2 separate regions of the Homo sapiens genome follow, and region 2 is linked to region 1. Evidence: chromatin contacts called from ENCODE POLR2A ChIA-PET data. All regions are on one chromosome and are shown on one strand. The core of a region is the stretch at or near the end of the contact, and the rest is flanking DNA. Distances in the headings are between cores, read along the strand shown. Region 1 overlaps NAA15 (N-alpha-acetyltransferase 15, NatA auxiliary subunit). Region 2 has its middle 83 kb from the start of TBC1D9.

What was found. ChIA-PET counts read pairs that join two places held with the same protein, here RNA polymerase II (POLR2A).
Region 2: POLR2A ChIA-PET joins it to region 1 with 10 read pairs in activated B cell. The contact joins two enhancer-like sites. POLR2A ChIA-PET finds 5 or more read pairs at or near these places in 2 of 52 experiments (activated B cell and activated CD4-positive, alpha-beta T cell).

What each region holds. Positions count from the first base shown.
Region 1 is chr4:139,312,222-139,317,579 of GRCh38, forward strand. All of the region lies in intron 1 of NAA15 (N-alpha-acetyltransferase 15, NatA auxiliary subunit), which reads left to right. Among named protein-coding and RNA genes, the nearest start is that of NDUFC1, 12 kb to the left of the region's middle. Within about 2 kb of position 3,195, at least 8 of the 41 ENCODE cell types and tissues checked have a DNase peak (open chromatin) inside an H3K27ac peak, as active enhancers do.
Region 2 is chr4:140,836,928-140,842,540 of GRCh38, forward strand. No RefSeq gene overlaps it. Among named protein-coding and RNA genes, the nearest start is that of TBC1D9, 83 kb to the left of the region's middle. Within about 2 kb of position 3,129, at least 2 of the 41 ENCODE cell types and tissues checked have a DNase peak (open chromatin) inside an H3K27ac peak, as active enhancers do.

The DNA.
Region 1 (5,358 bases), core at 1,945-4,444:
AGTTGCCAATTCTGATAGTAAGAAGGGTGAGTGAAGAGGCTTAAATTCAGTAATAGTTCTCAGTGTAAATGTTAGGGTGTGGAAGGAATTTTATGCTGTGGTTGTATTCTTGACTTTTGGAAATTTCCCTGAAATGCCAGCTGTAGGCTTAAACATCTAAGTTGTTTTATGATACATGCTGTACAAACTTGTATTAAAGTTGTAACTTTAAGAACACTAGTCTAACTTGTTGCCTGTGGTTTTTTTCCTCCTAGGTAAGATAGGAAATTATATTGTTCACTACTTAATATGGCATTAAAATAATCCCTTACACTTTTAACTAAAGCAATCTTTTCTTTCCTTGTTATTTAGAAGTAAAATAGCTTGTAATCCCATCGCTTTGGGAGGCCAATGTGGAAAATCTCTTGAAGTCGGGAGTTTGAGACCAGCCTGGGCAACATAGCAAGGCTCTGTCTCTGTAAAAAATGAAAAAGTTACTTGGATGTGGTGGTGGTGCAAACCTGTAGTCCTAGCTACTTGGGAGGCTGAGGTGGAGGACCGCTTGAGCCTAGGAGTTCAAGACTGCAGTGAGCTATCATCATGCCACTGCACTCCAGCCTGGGTGACAGAATGAGACCTTGTCTGGGGGGGAAAAAAAAAGTAAAATAAAAATTGCAGTGTAAGAATTAAATGATGGACAGGTTGATGTTTTTGTTATCTGATGGGCTCTACTGCACTTTCTTTGGTTAGTATAATATGAACAAATCTTCAGTTGAAATAATGTGAAATTTCTACTGAAACACCTTGGGGAAATAATATTATTTGAAGCCAGTATTATTTTTAATTTTAAAGATTCCATTTGATTTTATTACAGAGGAGATTATGTAAACATTCCTGAGTGGCATCTGTAAGAGTTGTTTTATCTGATTACATAAAAGGAGAAGTGAAAGTTTGCTTTTAAAAACAGTAGACCTAGGGAAAAAAAGCCTGGCCTTGGTTGGTTGTCTCCTTTTACACATGGTTGCTGTTCAAATTCAAAAACTTTTTTTTCCTCTCACAATAAAATGGCTAAAATGGCTTACACTTAAAATGTTACTCTATTTTTCAAAGAGAACTTGTTGGGTAGTACAAGATTACCTTTAATTATCAATGTTTGAGGACCAAGTTAGAATTTTTAAGAAGGGGAACATTAAGCAAAGCAGTATTTATTTAGTATCTATTTTGAGCCAGATTTTATGCTAGACTTTTTACATGTTAGCTGATATAAACTTTGTGACACTCCCTTAAGGAAATTGTAAGTATAGCCAATACTTAATGACTACATTGTTACAGTATATTTCTTTCTTTTTTTTTTTTTTGAGACGGAGTTTCGCTTTTGTTGCCGAAGCTGGAGTGTAGTGGCCGCGTGATCTTGGCTCACTGCAACCTCCGCCTCCCTGGTTCAAGTGATTCTCCTGCCTCAGCCTCCCGAGTAGCTGGGGTTACAGGCATGTGCCTCCATGCCCGGCTAATTTTGTAATTTTAGTAGAGACAGGGTTTCTCCATTGGCTGGCCTCTAACTCCTGACCTCAGGTGATCTGCCCGCCTCGGCCTACCAAAGTGCTGGCATTACAGGTGTGAGCCACCGCGCCCGGCCTGTTACAGTATATTTCTAAATGCTTTATATACAGGTAATTCCACTGTATCGGGACATGGAGATTCCTAAAAGTCGCTGCGCTTTGCAAAATCACGCAATAAAAACCACAGGGCTTATGGGGAAAATGAGTTTGACCACAACATTAAAAAACATTATTAGTGACAGATTAAAAACAAAGATAAGAACTTAAAATGGTAGTACTGTTTTACATATGTTAAATGGTTAACAAATACATAATACTATGATGTAAATATTGCACTTTACCTTGAAAAAGACAGTGCTTGCTTGCAGAAGTGGGCATCTGAAGGATTACAGTTTGTAAATTATTGTGAAGTGGAGAAAGTCAGGTTATCTGAAATCTGATGGTAAGTTGTAACATCAGATGTAGATGGGTGTGGTTCATTGTGGCTCACAACATACAAGGGGATCTGAGGTAGTTGTTTGAGGTGTGTGTCTGGGTGCTGCTGTGCATGCCTATGAGACTTGTTTTGGCTAGGTGCTGTTTTCTGTGTTCATCTAGAGTTTCTAATAGATGAAATTCATAGAAGCAAACATGAAATTTAAAATGTTAAAAATGCTCCCCATGAATTGTGTTGGAGCCAATGTGTGTTTTCAAAACAAGCAATGTAACAGAATTTACCTGTACATGATTTAACTTAGAGTTGTAGAGATCATATATCCTGTGTTTGAGTAGTTCTTAACTCTGAAGTATGGCTGTTTACTAAGAGCCCTAGTCTTGCATCTAATACCTGAGATAGTGCCACATTCTTTGCCGTCTTAGGTTGCCACTGCCACTAAATGAAAACCAAGGAGACTTAAGCATCTTCCAACTGTTTCTTTGTTAGGGAAGCTTTTTTGTTGAGATGGAGTCTCGCTCTGTTACCAGGCTGGAGTGCAGTCGCATGATCTTGGCTTACCTCAACCTCTGCCTCCCGGGTTCAAACAATTCTCCTGCCTCAGCCTCCTGAATAGCTGGGATTACAGGCGTGTGCCACCATGCCCAGCAAATTTTTGTATTTTTAGTAGAAACGGGATTTCACCATGTTGGCCACGATGGTCTCAATCTCTTGACATTGTGATCCGCCTGCCTCGGCCTCCCAAAGTGCTGGGAATACAGGCATGAGCAACCACACCCGGCCTAGAGAAGCGTTCAGTTCAGTTCAGTTTAGTTTAGGTTAGGTTAGGTTAGGTTAGGTTAGGTTAGGTTAGGTTAGGTTAGTTTAGTTTAGTTTAGTTTAGTTTTTGAGACGGAGTCTCGCTCTTTCACCCAGGCTGGAGTGCAGTGGCGCGATCCCGGCTCACTGCAAGCTCTGCCTCGGCCTAGGGAAGCTTTTGATAGAGGCTAATTCATTTTAAAGATTTCTGTGGGAGACCAAGTGACATTTTAAAACCCAGGAAATAGGCCAGGGACGATGGCTCACGCCTGTAATCTCAGTGCTTTGAGAGGCAGAGGTGGGAGGATCACTTGAGCCCAAGAGTTCCAGGCCAGCCTGGGCAATATGGCAAAACCCTATGTGTACAAAAATACAAAAATTAGCCAGGCGTGGTGGTACGTGCCTGTAATCCCCGCTACTTGGCAGGCTGAGGTGGGGGATTGCTTGAGCGTGGCAGGTCCAGGCTTCAGTGAGCAGTGTTCATGCCACTGCACTCCAGCCTGAGTGACAGCGTGAGACCGCGTCTCAAGAACAACAATAACAACAACAACAACGACTCGGCAAATCTGAGTAAAAGAGAAAAGCAGTACTTTTCTAAACTACCTCCCAAATTAGGTAGTGAGATACGTATACAAGTGCATGCCCAATGGTAAAGCACGTGTATTATTAGTACTTGCTCTTTTGTAGATGTAGTCTATTTTAAACCTTAGCTTTTTCACTGAATTGATCTCATCTTTGGTTTATGTTATACTTACTCTGGGTCTTATATTCTGTTTGATGTTTTTATTTGCTTATTTTTTATTTTTATTTTTTACTTAAGAGAGTTTATATTTTCATTAGTTACCTTTATATTATACCTTTAAAAATCCTCTTAGTCTCTCTCTTTTTTAAAAAAAAAAATTTAGGTTTCTTCTATTTGGTTTATCAGCTTTAAATTAGAGCCATTTGGTTTCATTTTCTTACGTGTGAAGTCTTATTCCAGTTTCTTTTTTTTCTGTCTCTTTTCCTGTGATTTTTTGAAGTTATATTTACTTTGTGAGAGTATGTCATTTTACATACTATTCTTCCTCGTCAATACCTTTGTTTTAAATTTAGTACTACAATATTGTTAAAGATTTACAGATCTTTTCTTGAAGTTCTCAATCACTTCTTGGATAAAGCTCATCATCTAGTAGATTCCTCAGGAATGCTTGTGAAACAATTTCTTAAATTTTTACATGTTTAAATTGTTTCCTATATCCTTGATATTTGAAGGACAGCTTGGCTGGATATAAAATATTTGATTCACATCTACCACCTGTTCTGTCTCTTCTATATGTATGACTTTTCTTTGATTCTTTTCACATCTATTTCTTTTTCATTTATGTGAAAGCATTCCTATTTTCTATCTCTTTAGATCATATCTGTTCTCTCTAGGGCATCTTTTGTAATTTAGTCTTCATTTAAGTTCAGTTTGTTCATGTTTTACAAGTTCCTGTTATTTGTCTACTCTGTTTAAAATTTTGAGTTTCTCATTTGAGGTGTTCTTTTATGTCTGCATTTGTTATTTAATTACTTTAAATTTGCGATGGATATGGTGATATTACATCTTTTCTCTGTAAGCGTTTTTGATGTGTTTTCGTCTGCCCAAGTATTTTACTTTTTATTCCTTATAAGTAATTTGGTATGAATGCTGAGTCCTTTTTTCTGTTCAGGTTGTTTGTGCCAGATTTTATTGTACCAACAATATTGTTATCTTATTTTGTCTTATTTTGGTGATGGGGTTAGGGTGGCCTTCTCAGTCTCTTAGTTCAAGAGCATTCTGATTTGTTGCCACAGTGAAATGTAGTTTTAAAAATAAATTAACACCTCCCCCCACCCCCCGCCATAGTTCTGTCTTGTTTTAGTAGGCCATCTATGCTCTGGTCACTTCCTTTTTTTCCTTTATCATCAACCCTCCAAATGACACCTCCTTCTCTCCCAGAAACTGTGCCTTGCTAAAACTGTTGCCTTTGATCTTACATACTTTCTAAGTGTATTTTTGACTTCCCAGTAGCCATTGCTCTCACTGTCATGTATCAGATGTGCCAGTACTTTCTCTCAGATGGGGCCCTCTCCTGATGGTAAATCCTCAGTCATATTACATGTAATTCGGTTACCACTAGGACTCTGCTATATTGCTCTTCTGGACAGTTCCCATTGAAGCTTCTGGTCTTCAATGTTTATGCTCTTATACGTAAATTGGAGTTTTTAGTCATTTCATCTCCTTATAATGCTGTGGGGTCAGCTATGGATGATTTTATTTGCTCTTTTTCTTGGCCTGTATGGTTTTTATGAGGATTTGTGGAGGGTGTAGAAATTAGAGGATCGTGGGCCGGGCGCGGTGGCTGACGCCTGTAATCCCAGCACTTTGGGCGGCCGAGGCGGGTAGATCACGAGGTCAAGAGTTCGAGACCAGCCTGGCCAACATGGTGAAACCCGTCTCTACTAAGAATACAAAAATTAGCTGGGCATGGTGGCACATGCCTGCAATCCCAGCTACTCGGAAGGCTGAGGCAGGAGAATCTCTTGAACCCGGGAGGCGGAGGTTAGAGTGAGCCCAGATCATGC
Region 2 (5,613 bases), core at 1,879-4,378, 1.5 Mb after region 1:
AGCAATGGGCCAGGTCTGACCCACTGGCTATAGTTTGCTGACTCCTATTCTAAGTTATTACATTGTGTTTAATTTTTTGTATTTTAGTTCTTTGATGAACATTGTGCTTCCTCATCTAGGATTACGACCTTAAAAAGCATTTGTAGACATAAAATTGAAGTGAATTTGCTGAAGGTCAAAGTCTTTGAAAGGCTTTTTACCCACATTGCCAAATTCTTCCTCAAAGGACACAGCCACTGTCATCTGCTAAACCAGCAATATAGGCTACTACTGACTTCACTAACCTGTCTTCAGTATTTATTTTATTCATTTCATTCAAAGTCATGTTTAGGAAGATGTGAGAAACACACATTTGAGTGTCCAAAGTCAAAGAATGGGCGCAGAGACATGAAGAACAGTGGAAGCGAGACTTTTAATGGTGGTCTTGCAAGATTGGGTGTCTGGTAGGCAGGCACACCCGGGGCAGTTACAGCAGATAATTTATCTCCCAGCACACAAGTCCCTCCCCAAGTTCCTCATTGGTGGAGTACTATGGGGTTATAATCTTCCCAGATATCGCCTATATTTCATTATTCCCCTTATAAGGTTATAGTCCCCTTCCCCTCTTAAGTTTCGATTTCCCAATAACGAAACTTTCTTCCCTTTTATGGGCTGACCCCCTCCTCTACATTCTGTTTGCTTATTGTGACCTTCTAGGTGCATGAGCCGTGCGGTATATCACAACCGCAGTCTGGCTGCCAGTACTTAGATTTATCATGCCTTGAAAATGGACCATTTAAAATATTTTCTCACAGAAGATAATTACCAGGTGGGGAAAAAACAAGCTGAAAAATAGTATTAAAAATTTAAAAACTTAAAAAGAGTAAAAAAACTGTTATTTTGATTGGCAAAGAAATGAAATTTCATTATTGTTTTAAACAGTATTTCCTGGAGGCTGAATCTTTTCCCATGTTTGCTAATCTGTGGCACTTCCTCTTTTGGGACATGTCTGCTTATGTCTTTTCTCTAAGTGAGAATCTAGAAGGTATGTAGCTGTTCCAGTTAACTATGCTTAGTAAGTGTTAAAGGCAACATTTGAAATTACCCAAGTATGTCTTCAGAGGAATGTCTAAATAACTTTGGTATATAGTTGACAATGGCATTTTATGTGGGTATTACAGATTTTTTGTTTGTTTTGTTGTTCTTTTAGGATTGTAGGTGGCAGAATTTAATGATGTTTATGTTTCAGCTCATCGCCGTCTGTATTCATTGATTCGTCTAAGGCATCTTCTTTATCTTATTATTTTTTCCCTTTATCTCTATATGTTTCCTGTGGCTGCTGCAACAAATTAGCACACATGTAGTGGCTTATAACAATAGAAATGTATTCTCTCACAATTCTGGAGGCCAGAAGACCTATATCAGTATCACGAAGCTGAAATCAAGGAGTCCTCAGGGCCACAGTCCGTCTGGAGGCTCTAAGGGAGCCTCTTCCCACTTCCATTGGCTCCCAGCATTTCCTGCTGTGGCCATATCACTCGAATGGGCAAGGCCAGCATCTTCACATCTCTGCTCTGTCTTCACATGGCCCTCTCTGTGTTTAAAATCTCCCTCTGCCTCCTCTTATCAGGACACTTGTCATGCCCCCGATGGCAACTGACTTTCTAAGCCTATCTCCTACTCCCTCGTAGACATTCTGTCTGCTTGTTATTTTTCAATTACGTCCTATAATTGACTGACTCTAAGTGGCCTTTTCAACCATCACTATTTATTTAATTCCAATGAATCTTTCAAGTAAGATCTAAAATAATAGCACACTGATAATCATTTCCTTATTTTCCCCAACTAGTATTTCCTTCCTTTATGATTTTTAAAATTTAATGAATACTTTTTGAGGGTTTATTTTATGCAGGTACTATTCTAAGGCCACAAATACTTTCTTAGTTCTTTTTGTTCAACTCGATGAAGTAGATACTATTATTTTTCCCAATTTTAAGTTGCAGAAACAAAGGCACAGGGAGGCTAAGTAATTTGCCTGAGGTCACACAGCTGTATGTCTCAGAGTTGGGATTTATTTTGGCAATCTGTAGAGACAAAGATTTTAACTTCTCTGTGTGCTGCCTTCTTTTCTGCTGTTCTCTTTATTTTATCCCTATTCCCTCCCTCTTTTCCTTCAATTAGTAAATGTGTGTGTCATGTATGTTAGTGAATAAAGCAGTTGTCTCATGAATGTGTGATGGGGAAGATGCACATGTAAACAAATCAACAAGCAATAAACACATAAAATTCACAGAGATGAGTAATCAGGGAAGCAGTCGGGGTCCTGGGAGTTTGCTTTTCACATTTTAAAATTAACTTCATTATAGAGCTTACTACATTCTTTTTTGAACTGTTCTGGAAATATTTGCATACCAGTCTTATCAATTTTCATATGTTTCAGATTCCAGGAGATGTTGATTTTTTTTTCCCTGTATGCTCAGTAAGATGGGCACGGTGAACATCAACTAAATATGAGTTGGATCAATGAACTAATGGAATAGCTTCAGTCAATACTGAACCTGTTAATGGTTTCTGGTCATCCTCTGACTTCTGCACGTCAGTCCTGGGGCCTGGCACAGGGATGCCTCAGCGTCTGGCTGGTTGAGCAGGAATCTAGAGCATTTTGATAAGTATCTGAGCAAGTCCCTAGTACTTAAAGTGAGGCCACCTTCAAATAAGTCATGACGGGATTTACATAAGGAAGAAAGGCCTGTCTGAGATGACGCTCTGTTAAGCCTCCATATCCAGGAATCTGCAACAAGCAGCACATTTTTCTGAACTCTGCAAGCTGGTTGGGGGTAAGAAATTATAGTAATTAGCAACATGGCAACAATTTAGTATCTAGAAGAAAACAGGTCCTGCTGATGCCACAAAAACAAGGAGGCAAAACAAAGCTCTCTCTGTGTGTAGCACCACCTTCTAAATTTGGGGGAAATTGCTGAAAAGGCATTACTGTGCCTTGAATGAGAGGTTGACCTAGAGAGGTCATCTGAATTTAAAAACCAGAGCTTATGCCTTTCAAAATCCTTAAGCCAGGCCTGCCTGAGCCATGGAGCAGCCCCTCCTCTCCCCAGCTGACTTTTCCCATGTCACCGTTCAGTGTGGCCAGCATTTCCTGATGCCTTGGGAGGATGGCCAATCTTGGTCTGGTTCCATCATAATAAAGATTCCCTGCTAGCAAGTTCTGGAAGACTTCAGTTTCCTTTTTAGAATAAGTCGTTTATGATTCTGTGCTTTGATGTGAAAATCCATGTGTCAGTTCATGGAGTTCATGGAAAGGAATGAAAAGCTTGTAAGACATGTTTGTACTCCCTGTGAGGTAGGCTTAACTGTGCCCAGAAAATAATAAATCTTCTAGGAAGAAGAGACTTCTTCCCACTCAATAAAAGCAATCACATATGCCTGTAAGCACCTCTACCTCAGCCTGGGAAACTGTTACAGCCTCTAAAAATGAACTTGTCTTGATCTAAGACCAGAAACTTGGGTGCTAGGCCCTTGGACAACAGAAAGGATAATCTGAATCATTCTTTTCTCTTTGCTCCTCCCCTAATCCTTTATTTACCCAAGTCAATGCAAGGTTAGAAGATTATGTCCATAAAGACCTGAGCTGGTGAAGGGCCTCAGAAATCCATGGAGTTTTGATTACATTTTACGTTTCATTCACAAAGCATCATTTATTAGCATGTGTGCAAATTGAGCCAGGTTATTTAACATTACAATTGTTTATTTTTTTCTGGATTCTGAGCATATATTCTTCTTGCCCTTCATTATCCAGGAAGGAGACTGACAGAAGGCATGGCGTCAATGACTACTTGTTTAATAAATAAATCAATAAGGAATGCTCTTTTTAAAATAAAATAAATGGAAGTATTTTTGATACATTTGCTGATTATAAAAATCTGTCCATTCATTGTAAAAAAATTAGCAACTCATAATGTATATAGAAATTTCTAACACACTATCTTCTCCTGGAGATAACCACATACACTTAGAGTTGAAAGAAAGAAAGAAAGAGCAGCTGGGTGTGATGGCCCATGCCTGTAATCCCAGCACTTTGGGAGGCCAAGGCAGGTGGATTGCTTGAGCTCAGGAGTTCAAGACCAGTCCGAGGCAATATAGTGAGACCCCTGTCGCTTTAAAAAAAAAAAAAAAAAAAGGGAAATACCTAAAGCGTGGGAGGCTTAAAACCTAGATGACAGGTTGATGGGTGCAGCAAACAACCATGGCACATGTATACCTACGTAACAAACCTGCATGTTCTGCACATGTATCCCAGAACTTAAAGTAAACAAACAAAAAAGAGCAGATGGAAGGTAGGAAAGATGAGAGGGGGGAAAAAAAAGCAAGAGAGGAAGAAAGCAAGCCAGCATGTGTAATAGTAACAAAGCTGCTATTGTTGGACTGTAGATTGTTTTTAGTTTTCACAATGATAAATAGTAACACAATTGATTCTTCCAATCCATGAACATGGGATATCTTTCCATTTACTTATGTCTTCTTCAGTTTCATTCATCAATGTTTTGTAGTTGTCTGTGTTCAGATCTTTCACCCCATTGGTTAAATCTATTCCTAAATATTTTATTCTCTTTGATGCCATTGTAAATGAGTTTGTTTTCTTCGTTTGTTTGTTTCTTTGCTTGTTTTTGAGACAAGGTCTTGCTCTGTCACCCAGGGTGGAGGGCAGTGGCACAATCACAGCTCACTACAGCCTGGAACTCTGCTGTGTTGCCCAGGCTGGTCTTGAACTCCCGGGCTCAAACAATCCTTCCTCCTTGGCCTCCCAAGGAGGTCCATGCTGAGATTACAGGCGTGAGCCACCGCTCCTGCCTTGAGATTGTTTTCTTAATTTTTTTTTTCAGGTAGTTTGTTGTTTGTATACTCTCTACTTATATTCTGATATCTTGCTCTAGTTTATTAATCTCTTCAAGTACTCTTAAATCCTTTCTGGAACAACACAGGCTACAGAAATAAATAAACAAACTAAACAATAAACATGCCTCCCTGACCTGCCTCATAGGTTGTTATGGGGATTAAATGAAATAGAACAAAATATAAGTTTTATGTATGCTGTGAGACAAGGTACTCATGAGAGGTACTCTATTCTTGAACTGCTGGGGTTGTTGTTTTAGAGACAGGGTGATGTTAATTTTTAACTTTTTTTTTTTTGTAGAGATGGGGTCTCACTATGTTGCTCAGATGCTCAGGCTGGTCTAAAACTCCTGACCCCAAGTAATTCTTCCTCATTGGCTTCTCAAAGTGCTGGTATTACAGGCATGTGCCGCTGCACCCAGCAGAAATACTCTAATATTTATTTGCTATAGTATTTGGTATGGTTGTATGTTTTTCTTTATAATTAAGTAAATATTGGTGGTTTTAATTTTATGTGAGCTTTTTGCTCCCATTCCAGCAACAAGTAAACATATAAGAATTTTGTTTTCTTGGCAATTCACTCTTTCAAATCCACTTACCTACACACTAAGGTAATGATTCTTTCTGATTGTGGTTGCCGAGGTTACAACTGCATATAGCAGTTATATAGGCGGCTTATATATGTTTTTATATAAGTTATGCATAAGCTATATGTATTAATTATGT